Regions from separate parts of the Homo sapiens genome. Here region 1 is linked to region 2. A link is a contact called in ENCODE Hi-C or POLR2A ChIA-PET data. All regions are on one chromosome and are shown on one strand. Each heading gives the region's core, a stretch centred on a gene start or an enhancer-like site at or near the end of the contact. The rest is flanking DNA. Distances are from core to core; before and after follow the strand shown.

Region 1 (3,283 bases), core at 68-2,567, 180 kb after region 2:
CACGGTGGGTGGGGGGGGAAAACTGGGTATAAGGTGCATGAGATCTCTCTGTACTATTTTTACAACTACATGTTAATCTACAATTATCTCAAAATAATTTTAATCTCAAAATAAAATTTTAATTAAAAAAATCCCACCTTCAGACAATGAATGAGTCAGGATGCAGGAAAAACTAATAGTGTGGTTCACCATCTAGTTCAAAGCTGGACATTGGAACTGAGTTTGTACCTAAGAATAAGTAGAACCAAGTTAGTCTCCAAATTTTTAAACGTCTGCCATGATGAACCAGGGTCTGTGTGTGTGGCAGTGAGAAGAGCACACTTGAAGAATGTACTCATGGGTGGACTTGGGACCTGGTTGGAGACAGGCACTACTATGCATAAGGCCTGCATCTTCCATTTTCCCTGTCTGATAGGTCAGTGCTGTCACTGTGGGAGAGAGAAGGCAGGCAGGAGAAGGGAGGTGGTGGAATTTTCCTCTTATTCTTCTCTGAGTCTCTAGAAATTTGGGTACTTCTTAATGACCAGACACATGTCCTGAATATTGCTCCTGCCTTACCCCCACATCACTGGCTACTGCAAACTCCTAATAGTCACCTTGATGCCATAATTAAGGCAAAAAAGACTGGAGGTGGCCATAGGAAAAGGCATTTAAAATACATTTTGATGTGCCATGAAACACAGATGAATGCCCATTCATTGGCTATGTTTTACATGGGCTTTAGCTGTAGAAATGCAACAGCTCTGAAATTTATACTTAGAGAAAATAACTACTCATTCATCTGAACAAAAACATAAAAGTTTTCCAGGAAATGTGAAGAATCATTAACTTCACAGATTCTGAACAGAAAGTATAATTGCATACGCTATAAGGCAGAAGTATATTTGAAAGCATTTGTGAGTGAAATGGAAACATGCCCCATCAATCCATTATCACCAGAATCACATAGTATTTAAATGGCCACAGATACTCTGACTAAATCAATTAGGTACAAAGACAGAAATAATGAGTACTGTTGGTGGTCAAAAGCTTTTCCAGATAGGTGTTTAGGTGTTGGAAAGATGACTTCTACCCACTTTTATTACCTTTATGCCATGGTAAATTATAGTAATTTCTTATGCCTTGGGTGAAAGAATGGAAAGATAATATTCACCGTATTGAGGATGGTTTAACTTTTCTATAGAGAAGCACCGAACAATCACTACCACATGAAAAGGGATAAAAGCTTTCTGGTCAAAATGTACTCTATTATGCTAGCAATATAAGCTATTCGACATATTCTGTTGTGGAAATTCCCAAGCTCCCAAGATTCCGATAAGGAACGTGCTGCACGAGCTCAGGGCAGCAAGGAGATTAGACAATAAATAAACAAAGCTCCCCTTTCACAAGCTGCGGTCCCATGGCTGAGAATCCGCTCTTGTTCTTCTCTCTTCTAACCCCTGGGTCTTGTTCTTCCCTTCCTCTTCTCTGGGTCTTTATTAATTGGGCTTTGTGTCTATTCTAATGAAAAAGGCACCGATGCTCCGTCCCACTCCTTCCTGCGCCCCCGTGGAAGGACGGTGGGGGGACGACGGCGTAGGTCCAGGGGAGCTGAGAGTGCGTCTGTGTTTCCCCGGAGACGCGCTCGGCCCGGGGGCGGGTGGCGGCGTCAGTCCCGGGGAGGACCGGCAGGGGGCGGTCGAGGCTGAGGACTGCGCAGGACCGCCCGGGCGGGACGTGCCGTGTGTACTGCGGGACTTGCATAATACCACTCTCCAAGTCAGGGTGCCTTCCAGGAAATCCTGAGCGAGTTGCTCATTCAAGTTTTTCCATGTTTGACGTTGGTGACTTAATCAAAGAATCAAAGGATGTCAGGGGCCTGGATTGCTGTTATCTTCTTTCAAAGGCTCTCCTTCAACGGATAAAAAATTAAGGCTCAGAGCAGCTCTGGGTCTAACTAGCTAGTTAGTGGCAGAGCTGACGCTGTAACTGAGGTCTACTAACTGCCTGCCCTAGCTCTGAAAAAAAAAAAAAAATCCATGTGGCCACTGCCAGCTTCTATTTACAAGATAAATTTCTAACGCTGAAAGAACATTCTCTCCTCTCCCGGTCCCTTCTGAGTTCGCATTTCTGTGGCTTAAGCTGCAAGTGGTGAAGCTTATTTCGGGAACAGAAGCGCAAATTTAAAATACAATAGAATTATGAATAGATTGCAATATTTGACTATTTTATAACAACCATAGACTCTGATGGTAAAAACAGTTAAAACCTAAGCCTTTCTTTCTTTTCTTTTCTTTCCTTTCTTTCTTTTCTTTTCTTTCTCTCCTTCCTTCCTTCCCTTTCTTTCTCTCCTTCCTTTCTCTCCTTCCTTCCTTTCTCTTCTTCTCTCCTTTTCTTTCTCTCTTTCTTTTCTTTCTCTCCTTCCTTCTTTCCTTCCTTTCTTTCTCTCTTTCCTTCCTTTCTCTCCTTTTCTCCTTTTCTTTCTTTCTCTCCTTCCTTCCTTCCTTTCTCTCCTTCTCTCTCTCTCTCTCTTTCTTTCTTTCTTTCTTTCTTTCTTTCTTTCTTTCTTTCTTTCTTTCTTTCTTTCTTTCTCTTTCTTTCTTTCCTTCCTTCCTCCCTCCCTCCCTCCCCCCCACCCCCCTCTTTCTTTCTTTCTTTCTTTCTTCTGTCCCGGAGATCTTAATGAGCTCCTTGTGTATTCTTTCTTTCTTTTCTTTCTGGTCTAGTGTAGCTGCCTGTCGTCTTTTAATATATTTAGGAATAAGGAGGCTTTGTGAATTTTACATTCATGTGATCATTTTGGGAATTTTATTAATAATATTATTATATCCTCAATTTCTGAGCCCCACCCCAGAACAATTAATTTAGGCTCTAAGGGTGTTTTTAAAAACAGGCTATTCAAAATGTGGTTCTTGGACCAGTGGCATTGGCACCCCCTGGGAGCTTGTTAGGCATGCAGAATCACAGGCCCCACTTCAGACCCGCTAAATTAGCATCTGCATTGTAACAGGACTTCCAGGTGATTCTTAACTGCACTAAAGTTTGAAAAGACCAACTCTAAGCCCCCGATAACTCCAGTGAACATTTGGCAGAGGGCCTCACCTCTTCAGCATGGTATTGAACGGAGCCCCTGGTCCTTACCTTAGTGTTCCTGTCCATAATTAACTTGGCAGAGCCCATTTAAAAGAAGAGAACATTTTTACTTGTGCTTTAAGATCAGGCTGAAAGAATACTGGAATGAAGGAGTTCTTAATGAGCTCCTTGTGTATTCTTAGATGGGACTTAAAAATTTTTTTTTATTTTT
Region 2 (3,389 bases), core at 890-3,389:
GCTGGGAGGCTATAGCAATTGTACCAACATCTGATAGGGGGCTCAACTAGATGACAAGGTTTCTTTCAAATTGGATGGTTATGATAATGAGTGAAATTTAGACAAGAATTTGCAAACTAGGGAGGGTCCCACAGAGAATGATGCTGAAGAGCTGAAGAAAGAAGCCAAAAAAGGAGGCCAGAGAAAGAGCTCCAACGAGGCTGTCTGGTAGCAATGATGAATGTTCTGCCATCTTGGGAAAGCAGCTGGCACTGATGAGGACAAAATAACTAATAGACAAGTTTGCTGCTGCTGCTTCCAGCCAAGCAGACCCCATAGTTGTGCACTTAACAGTGCATCATAGGGCTCCTGCTCCTTGCGGTGATGTGTTATGCTGGCCGGACTTTCCAACAAATGCCAGACAAATCAGCGGTCTGGCTGGAGTCCTCCACCGGCAAAAATGCGCAAACCCTGGCAACAACAAAGATGATGAGATGAGATTCAGTCCAGACCCGTGACATGCCATTAGATCTTCCTAATCACCAGAGAGCAAATCCTTACTCTGTGTACTGGACACTGTGCTAAGAACTTAATAGACATGGGGGCTGGGTGTGGTGGCTCACACCTGTAATCCCAGCACTTTGGGAGGCTGAAGCATAAGGATCGCTTTAGCCCAGGTGTTGGAGACCAGCCTGGGCAACAGAGTGAGACCTCGTCTCAAAAAAACCCAAACAACAACAACTAGCTGGTCATGGTGGTGCACGCCTGAAGTCTCAGCTACTCGGTAGGCTGAGGTGGGAGGATCACTTGAGCTTGGGAGGTGGAGGCCGCAATGAGCCATGACTGTGCCACTGCACTCCAGCCTAGGTGACAGAGCAAGACCCTGCCTCAAAAAAAAAAAAAAAAAAAAAAAAGAAAAAGAAAGAAAGAAAAAGAAAAAGAAAAAGAAAAAGAAAAAAAAGAAAGAAAAGAAAAGAAAAAGAAGAAAATAGACATGATCTCACATATGTGAAAGATCCCACTATCCCCATTTAACTGATGAAAATATTAAGGCTCAGAGCAGGCAACGGACATCCCTAACTCATCTAGAGATTCAGTGACAGAGTTAGAGTACTCAGGGCTCCAACTCCCATCTGACCATTAACTCAAACCACCTTTGTTTATCTCCCCCGCCCCCCGCCAGTAAACACTCTCTAGTAAACACCTTGTCCACTAAAGCACCGTGGTTTCCACGAGGGACTCCTTCGTGCACAGCCATCCTCACTCTGCAGGAACTCTTAAGTTTCAGTGAATGAATGAATTTGGAGTGGTCAACAAGGGGTGCACAGTTGCAACTTTTAAAATATTGCAGAAGGAGAGAAATGCCACAAAACAAAATGCACATGGAAAAATCACTACCTTATTTCAAAATATTTACAGCTTCACATTTAAGGCCACCCAAAGCGTGGCGGTCAGTGGTGAGAAGGCAGAGATCAGAGGCTGTTGGGGTGGGTCATACACCATGATTCCCGGCCCCCCTCTGGGAGATACAAGGTATCCCACAGTCTTCTCTCCCAGTTACATCCTCCACGGAAACCACAAGATGACTCGCTCAACTTTTTCTAAAGTAGAAAAAAATATGCTTGTGTGTGTGTGTAAGGGGAGGAGAGGGGATGTGAATGAAATGGAGGGTAGTGTAATAATTCCTGTAGTCATAAGACACGCCAGTTGGTAGTTGCTAGTATTCCAGACACTTCCTAACGCCAGACAAATGCCCCAAGCCTCGGCATGTCTGGCCTAGAGATCTATTCAACTGATAGCAGCCGCCTCTTCTGGGGAGAGCAGATCTTTCAGAAAGCACTGGCTGCGCTGCTAATCAAACGCAACATTGTTCTCAGCAAGGAGGAAGAATGGAAAGGTTTGTTTCAGAGTCACAACTTTATTTTTTTTAAAAGGCACCCAAGTTGTTTCAACAAGCTGCTACAAAACTTGGGCTTCCTGAGTGGAGGCTGTTTTGCACAGTGCATGTACTGTACAAAAATCCAGGCAGGGAGGGGTCAGAGAGTTCGTCATTAAAGAAAAAAAAAAAAAAAAGCCCCAGGCACTTGATGCCTGGAAATGATGTCAGACGCAGCCACTCCTCTGTTAGAACTACAGCCAAACAATGCGCAGGCAATCCACAGCAGCTGCCCCTGCAAATGTCAGCGCCAGCCCAGTCAAAAGAGCTTGAAACCTACCAAGCCGGAGGACTGTGCTGTGCCTCTCTCGCCCACATTTTCCCCAAGCACTCTCAGGAACCTGGCAACAGGTAACGTGGCAACCTTTGACTTATAAAAGGGCAAGTGGCACAATCTCAGGGAACAAATGGACTTTTTTTTAAAGCCAGCATCTCCCCCACCACTCCCACACCCCCCTCCCTCCCTCCCTCCCTCCCAACCAAAAGTCTGTAAAAAACAAAACATTGACGCGGGCAGTCCTACTCTCTAGTGTCCCCTTGTGGCCAAGCCTGGAACATCACATCTGTACGTTGCAATCTGTGGATCAGCTACGAGGTAAGTCGCTCTTTGGAAGGGGTGGAGGTCTTTGCTGGACTTGTCTTCCGAAAAGTATGAAGAGTGGAAGTCAAGGCTCAGAATGGCGTCCTTTTTTACCTTATCACCTTAACAAAAACTTCACCTTAGCTGCAGGGTTAAACCTCTGGGTTGGGGCTGGGGATTTTCGTTGTTGTTGTTTTAAAGCAGCAGCCAAGGCCATGTTTTTTAAGGTGGTGAGTTAAACGGAGCAAGAGCTGCGGTAGCCTTTTCCACCCAATCTCTTTCTTCACATCCTAGTCACAGCCAAGGGTAGGGTGGATGGCAGTGAGGATAAACAGCCCAGAAACAGGATTCCTGCAGGGTGGGACTGGCATTTTCCATTTTTATCTGAAGTTGTACTTTGAATGCAGACACCTTTCTCTCAGGCCAGAAGCACTGCTCATTTGTATTGCTGGCTTCCAGTTAGCCTATTTGCAAGGATTACTTAGGATTTCCAGACTGCAGGCCCAGCTACCCAGAGAGTGTGCCTCAAAGCCCCACCTCAAAGCTTTTATCTCTATGTGGCGGGAAACACCCACGAAAATGCCAACGGCGGTATTTGTAACTTGCCTTCTTCCTTTTGGGAACTGCTTTCTGCAGCTCTCTCTGCGTTAGAGGAATAGCTACAGCTGGGAGCTGCTCCAGCCACGCAGGAGGAGAGGGCACCCATTGAGAGGCGGGCACCCCTTCTGTCTCCCTCTGGCTATGTTAACTGGAAACTAGGAAAGGGGTTCAGATCAAAGTAACTGCTGTCTTCAGAAAGTTCCATTCATTAACTAAGTTAGCGGAAATTAAATGGTGTTTGGAGGAAGGTCATTTCAGAAGGCCCAGGGCCAGAGGCTGAGGTCTAAAACTTCT

The links. Hi-C counts contacts between places; a loop is a spot of excess contacts on that map. ChIA-PET counts read pairs that join two places held with the same protein, here RNA polymerase II (POLR2A). Pooled maps may share reads with other maps.
Region 1: a pooled map shows a loop between it and region 2 (4-fold over the local background). The contact joins the enhancer-like site here to the promoter of DLGAP1-AS1 in region 2. A Hi-C loop is called at or near these places in 2 of 168 maps with a recorded cell type or tissue (IMR-90 and endothelial cell of umbilical vein) and 9 of 50 pooled maps. POLR2A ChIA-PET finds 5 or more read pairs at or near these places in 4 of 52 experiments (AG04450, K562, PC-9 and 1 more).

The regions. Positions count from the first base shown.
Region 1 is chr18:3,769,839-3,773,121 of GRCh38, forward strand. The region is part of intron 5 of DLGAP1 (DLG associated protein 1); the gene reads right to left. Among named protein-coding and RNA genes, the nearest start is that of DLGAP1-AS3, 110 kb to the right of the region's middle. RefSeq lists a silencer at 1,569-1,788. Within about 2 kb of position 1,318, at least 16 of the 41 ENCODE cell types and tissues checked have a DNase peak (open chromatin) inside an H3K27ac peak, as active enhancers do; they include IMR-90, where a contact is called at or near this core.
Region 2 is chr18:3,591,975-3,595,363 of GRCh38, forward strand. It overlaps DLGAP1-AS1 (DLGAP1 antisense RNA 1), which reads left to right and starts at 2,140. Exons shown (of 3, transcript NR_024101.1): 1 at 2,140-2,266; 2 at 2,446-2,510. The region is part of intron 7 of DLGAP1 (DLG associated protein 1); the gene reads right to left. RefSeq lists enhancers at 1,780-1,899, 3,312-3,389 and a silencer at 2,897-3,191.